2 separate regions of the Mus musculus genome follow, and region 1 is linked to region 2. A link is a loop called in an ENCODE intact Hi-C map of the cell type or tissue named here. Cell type or tissue: left cerebral cortex. All regions are shown on one strand. Links, peaks and the distances in the headings refer to the core of each region. The heading gives the core; the rest is flanking DNA. Region 1 overlaps Rexo1 (REX1, RNA exonuclease 1). Region 2 has its middle 13 kb from the start of Tcf3.

The links. Hi-C counts contacts between places; a loop is a spot of excess contacts. Peaks named below come from ENCODE experiments on the same cell type or tissue, not always from the same donor. Only the 100,000 strongest peaks of a DNase experiment are listed, where the experiment ranks them.
Region 1: it touches region 2 in a loop (4-fold over the local background); 22 of 42 quality-filtered maps call a loop at or near these places.

Annotation. Positions count from the first base shown.
Region 1 is chr10:80,547,592-80,550,489 of GRCm38, reverse strand. It overlaps Rexo1 (REX1, RNA exonuclease 1), which reads left to right. Exons shown (of 15, transcript NM_025852.3): 2 at 1-1,157; 3 at 1,957-2,058; 4 at 2,504-2,717. The region is part of intron 1 of Gm31057 (predicted gene, 31057); the gene reads right to left. Among named protein-coding and RNA genes, the nearest start is that of Gm31057, 2.1 kb to the right of the region's middle. In left cerebral cortex, for the core only: a CTCF peak has its summit at 1,626 (motif pointing right); a DNase peak (open chromatin) is centred at 1,637.
Region 2 is chr10:80,445,058-80,447,955 of GRCm38, reverse strand. No RefSeq gene overlaps it. Among named protein-coding and RNA genes, the nearest start is that of Tcf3, 13 kb to the right of the region's middle. In left cerebral cortex, for the core only: a CTCF peak has its summit at 1,619 (motif pointing left); a DNase peak (open chromatin) is centred at 1,515; H3K4me3 peaks cover 238 bases.

The DNA of each region.
Region 1 (2,898 bases), core at 305-2,804, 100 kb before region 2:
CCACCAAGAGACCGCGGGGCTCCAGGGGTGCTGAGCCATACACTCCTGCCCTCAAGAAGCCCTGTGACCCCTTCGGTGGCTGTGAGGCCAGGTTCTCAGACTCAGAAGATGATGTGACCAGCCCCCCAAAGGCTGATGTTAGCAGCCCCAAGGCTGGAGCTGACCCTGAAAGCAAGGCACCTGGGAAGCCTGTCTCCAAGGAGGGCAGAGAGCATGAGGACGGTGGCCTGCGGGGCACCAAGGAGATGGCTGTGCAGTATGACGTGGAAGACCTTGGGCAGCCCCCCAAAGCACCAGACACAGTGTCTGTGGTCAAGCCTGGCTCCCCAGCCAGGGCCTCTCAAGATGCTAGGGTCCCCAAGGAAGGTAAAGCCAAAAAGAAGAAAAGTGGGACATCAGCCAGCCTCAGCCACAAGGACAAGGTTCGCAAGAAAGACAAAAAGAAAGAGAAAGACCCAGCCAGGCCCCGAGGGAAGGAAAAGGTGTGTACGGACAAGAAGAAGCTGCCAGCCAGTAACCCCAGGGGGAAGGCCCAGGGGCCTGAAGGGACCAAGAAAAAGCCATCCTCTGCGACCACAGTGGCCAGCTCAGGGAAAGGGGGGTCAGGCCGCCCCTCCAGCACGGGACCTCAGGACTCTGGGCCTGGTCCCCATGCACCACTGGCCTGGAAGGCTGGTAGTGCAAAGAAGATGTCATCGGGAAAGTTGGTGGAACGCAAGGCCCGCTCCCTGGATGAAGGAGCCCCCCAGGACACCCCTAAGCTCAAGAAACGGGCCCTGAGCCATGCTGAACTATTTGGGGATGAGAGTGAGGAGGAGGACTCAAGCCTGGGAGCGGGAGCACCCCGGGTCTGGCCCCCGACCCTGCCCAGCCTTAGCTCAGACTCAGAATCAGACTCCGACTCCAGCCTGGGCCTGGACGAGACAAAGGTGCCCAAGCGTCTCAAGGCCGCGCCGCCCGCATCCCCCGTGCCGCCCTCCCCATTGTCCTCCTCCTCCTCGTCCTCGGGAGCCAGCCAGTGTGCAGAGGAGGATGTGGACTACTCGGCTCTGGAGAAGGAGGTGGACTTCGATGTGGACCCTATGGAGGAGTGCCTGCGGATCTTCAACGAGTCCACCAGCGTGAAGACAGAGGACAAGGGCCGGCTGGCCCGGCAGGTGAGGGCACTGGCCTTGGCAGGCTAGGGCCCTTGGAGGGGACACTCAGTCCCACGGTCATCTCCAGCCGATTCCAGCCTCTGTGACCCAAGCAGAAGCCGCTCCTTCAGCGCCGGCCTCTTATAACTCCATTCAAAATTCAGGAACCCTCGGTGGCCGCCTGCTGCCCCCCTGCACCCTGCCCAGAATGAGGATGCTGGCTTTCTACCCACCCAGCCGGCTTCCCGTGGCAGCGTCCGACTGACTGTTCAGACTGACCGGCAAAGGGGTACCGGGCCCTCCCGCCCCACGCCTGCCTCACCACCTCCTGTCCCAGCTCCTTGGCCTTTCTTGCCCCTCTCCCCTCCTCCAGCTCTTGCTTCCTTCTAGCCACTAGGCCCCTTCCTCTCCTCACTCCCTGGCCTGCCTGGCTCAGGCCAGCCTTGACCCATCTGGTAGTCCCTCCTTCTAATGTCCCCATGCTGGCCACCAGAGGGCGCTTACCCTGAACAAACAAAGATGGACTTGGCCAGTTCCTCCCAGCCCCAGCCCCGAGGGATGCCCTTGACTGGCATTCCATATCTGAACTGTCATCCTGGGCTGGGTGTGGGGGCAGCAGCAGGGACACGCCCACTTGTCCTCCTGTCCACAAGGCCTGGGAGGCAGGTGCTGGGGCCCAGCCTTGGGCCGCAGGGTGCTGATCCTCCGTAGGGCTCTCATTGGCAGGACCGCGTAGGGTCTGGCGGCAATGAGGCTGGGTGGGAAGGCAGGGGTGTGACCCAAGGAGGCACCAGAGTGAGGAGTGCATGTGTGTTTTCAGCCACCCAAGGAGAAGGCTGAGGAGAAGACACATGCGGGCCTGACCACTTTGTTCCCGGGGCAGAAGAGGAGGGTCTCACACCTTTGCAAGCCAGGCAAGGAGGTAAGACCCAGATATGGGGATACAGGGCGGGCCTCTGGAGGAAGGAGATTTGCCACCACAGTTGGGCAAAGGACCCCTGCTGTCGGCCTTTGGTAAGCTGGTATCTGGGGCTTCATGTCCCATCCAGATCTGGGCACAGGAACAGTGCACGGAGGGGTGGATAAATCCCCATGGGTTTTAGAGTTGAGTGGGCAGTCCAACCTCAGAGCCCAGGCTATCTCAGTTGTGGCCGGAAGGTGGTGAGGATAGTAGGGGAGGCCTGTGTGGGGTGTGGTAGCAAGCAAGGGCTCCACAAACATCCCTGGTGCAGTCTCCGAGGAGACATGAGCGCAGACAGAGTACTGGTGGGCAGAGGAACATGGAAGAGGAGCTTCTGCAGCCTCCTCACCATGCTTGTCTGGAGTGCTCTGGACGGGGGCTAGCTCTAGGATCTGTGCTCTTTCAGTCAGAGGCCCCAAAGAGGACCCCCGTGGCTCCCCCAGCACGCCCCCCGACTGCTCAGGAGGTGTGCTACCGGCGAGCACAGCTAGCACAGAGGGACTCGGCCAGTTGGCTACAGGCCGCCCCGCGGCCAACAGAGAGGCTCTCCTCCGTGCACATCTCAGCGCCTGGGGAGAAGAGGAGGATTGCTCACGTACCCAACCCCCGACTGGCTGCCGGTAAGTCCTGACCCTGCCCTTTCTTGGACCCCTTGCCTTGGCTCGTGCAGTATGAGAGGAAGCAGCGCTCGGAGAACTTATGTTGTACCTGACCTTGAGCACCCTCCCTGGGCCTCCAGGGTGACTGGAGTAGGGACAAGATGGCCTGGAAGATCTGAGCAGCCTCCTTGCTCCCTCCCAG
Region 2 (2,898 bases), core at 127-2,626:
GCCTGCGGGTCACTGGAAGCCATTGACCCCCCTGACCTGGCTTAGTGGCCAGCAACTGGGATTAAGGCTGAGCCTCCCTCCAGCCAGCCACTGTCCACATAGCAAGTGGCCAGGTCTGGAGCAGAGTCTAGAGATCACAGAGGCTGGGTGTATGGGGAAACGGAGGCCTAAGGAGAGCCACTGATATGCAGGCGCCCACCGACTCTGCTCCGACATACTCCAGGGGCTGCCTAAGGCTCCTGACCTGATCCTACAGGTCCTCCCTGACACCCTAGCTGATCCTCCACCTGACCACCTTCTGTGTCCAGTGTAGGGACTGCAAGGGTGAGCTGTGGTCGATGATACAGCTGACCTGGTGGCTGCTGTTGCCAAGGAGATGGCCTATGGTCACCATGGGTGACGACAGACATGAGCGGGAGGAAGAGAGGGTGACCAGAAAAGGCAGGACCCACATCAGAGAATCTGGACAGCTTCCTGCCTGTGCACCCCTGAAGACTCCAGGAATGGCCACTGGTGCACACCTGGAGATCCGCTGGCCAGTCACAGATAAACTCCTGTCTGCAGGGTCGACCAAGCAGGGCATTCTACATGGAAGGCCAATGTCCCAGGACCCTGCGGGATGAACAGCAGCTCAGCTTGCTGCATAGCCAAGAGCCCACTCCTCTGGTTCCAAAACTGATCTCTGGTTGGCAGAAGTTCCCTGGTGAAAAACATGTGGAACTAAGGCGCCGCGGGGGCGGGAGGGGGACGCTCCGTTATACAGCCTGTAATGAGTTAGGTATCTGAATAGTTTACTGGGTGTCTGACTTTAGATACAAAGGAGACACTCAGCCAGGCGTGGTGGCACACGCCTTTAATCCCAGCACTTGGGAGGCAGAGGCAGGCGAATTTCTGAGTTCGAGGCCAGCCTGGTCTACAGAGTGAGTTCCAGGACAGCCAGGGCTATAAAGAGAAGCCCTGTCTCGAAAAAAACAAAACAAAACAACCACTCCAAACAAACAAACAAACAAACAAAACAAAGGGGACACTCCAGGCATGAATCTGGCTTCCCAGCAGTGACAGGCCTCACATGGAGGAAGCTTCACAAAGGTGGAAATTGGGACAACACAGATAAACTGAGGCATGAACTATGTTCCTCTTCGAGGTTATGAGCTGAGGCAAAAGCCATGGGAATATGGGGGTGGGGGTGGTGGGATCCTGGAGCTGTCGATGTGCCTGCTGCAGCCGGTCAGTCCATCCAGTCAGTCCATGAGAACCTACTATTCACACAACATCGTTCCCAGCATAAGGATCGCCCAGAACAGATGACATGGGGGTCTTATGCATGGAAGTGAGACTCTGGGACACTAATGTGCCCAACATGAGTATTCACGCACCAACATGCTGTATAAGAACAAGCCTGTTAAGATTCTCTCGGTAGGGGTGGATCGGCGTGGACGTCGCTTGTGACATGCACGAAGTATATGAACACGTGAGCTGAGCTCGGTGCCTACAGGTGCCTTTGCACAGGTGCCTTTGGGTACACTTACGAACTGCGCTTGCGCACACCGAACAGCGCGCTGTGCACTCTGGAGCGTTTCTGAGCGTCGTCCGCCATCTAGTGGACAGATGCTGAACTGCCGCCCCATTCTGGAAAACTTGGGACGGGGGTCCCAGTGCTGCCTCTCACGTCCCTTCTAGGGGACAGTGTTTGCCATGGTTTCATTGGACTAAGAACAGGAAAGAACTGGAACAAGATTAGGGTCTGCAAGGGGTCAAAGGCAGGGCAGACAGAAAGGACACCCCCATCCCTCGCTTCTGGGCTGATCAAGTCGCAGGGAGCAAGCCAGGGAGCAGGGCTCCTCCACCGCTCTGCATCAGCTCCGACTTTGAGTTACTGCCCTCACTTACCTCATGGTAGACTGTACATTGTAATCTGAAATAAACCCTCTGTATGTGACACACAGCCACAGACAGAGATACCACTAGGTGGTGTCTCCTGCACAAGTGCACACAGGAAGACCAGGAACCCCATTCCATTTCTTCCCAGTCTCCTGGGAGTCCAGCAGTCTGGATTAGAGTCTGTGTGACCATAAGCATGTGGCCTTACAGTTCTGTGCCTGTTTTTAAATGGTCTAAGGTCACCAAAGGGACCTTTCCAAAGATAGCTGAGGTCTGGGGGCATATACAAAGGCCCTGTGCTCCAAGGCTAGGCTGAACTTCCAGGTCTCAAGGCTGGGCTGCTGAGGGGCCCGAGACTTCTGTCCTGAATTCAAGATGTGGAGACATTTGTGGGATTTTGGGGACCTAGGACCTTAAGGTGTTTCAGATGGATTCTGGGATTCTGATCTCTGGTTCTCAACTTTCAAAAGGAGGAGGAGGAGGAGGAGGAGGAGGAGGAGGAGGAGGAGAAGGAAGGAAGGAAGGAAGGAAGGAAGGAAGGAAGGAAGGAAAGAGAAAGAAAGAAGAAAACTTCAGAAGTTGGTTTCCATGCTGGGAGCTGATTGGATGTCCCAAAGTCAAGGTGGGAAGAGTGGCCCCTGTGAGCCTCAGAGGGGAGTTATTCCCAAGGTTCCCAACAGGACAATTCTCAGGGCCAGAGACCCCAGAATCTGAGGCTACACCCCAGGCCAAGTGAGGATGGCCAGCCCCACCCCCTCAGTTCCCAGTGATGAGTAGCAAAAGTTGCGGCTGCCCTGACTGATAGGCAAACATGCAAATGAGGCCCCACCCCCACTTTTCCACAGTGAGGGTCTGTATGAGGTTAGGGTGTCTCTGTATGGAGGGGTGTAGATCACCTAGAGGGCTTTAGAGGGACAGCCCCTCCCCCTCCCTTCACCCCCTGCTGTGGGAGCCCAGGCAGCTTGGCCAGTGGTAGCTGAGACACTGTGTCTGTCCAGCTCTGGCCTGGCCTCACCT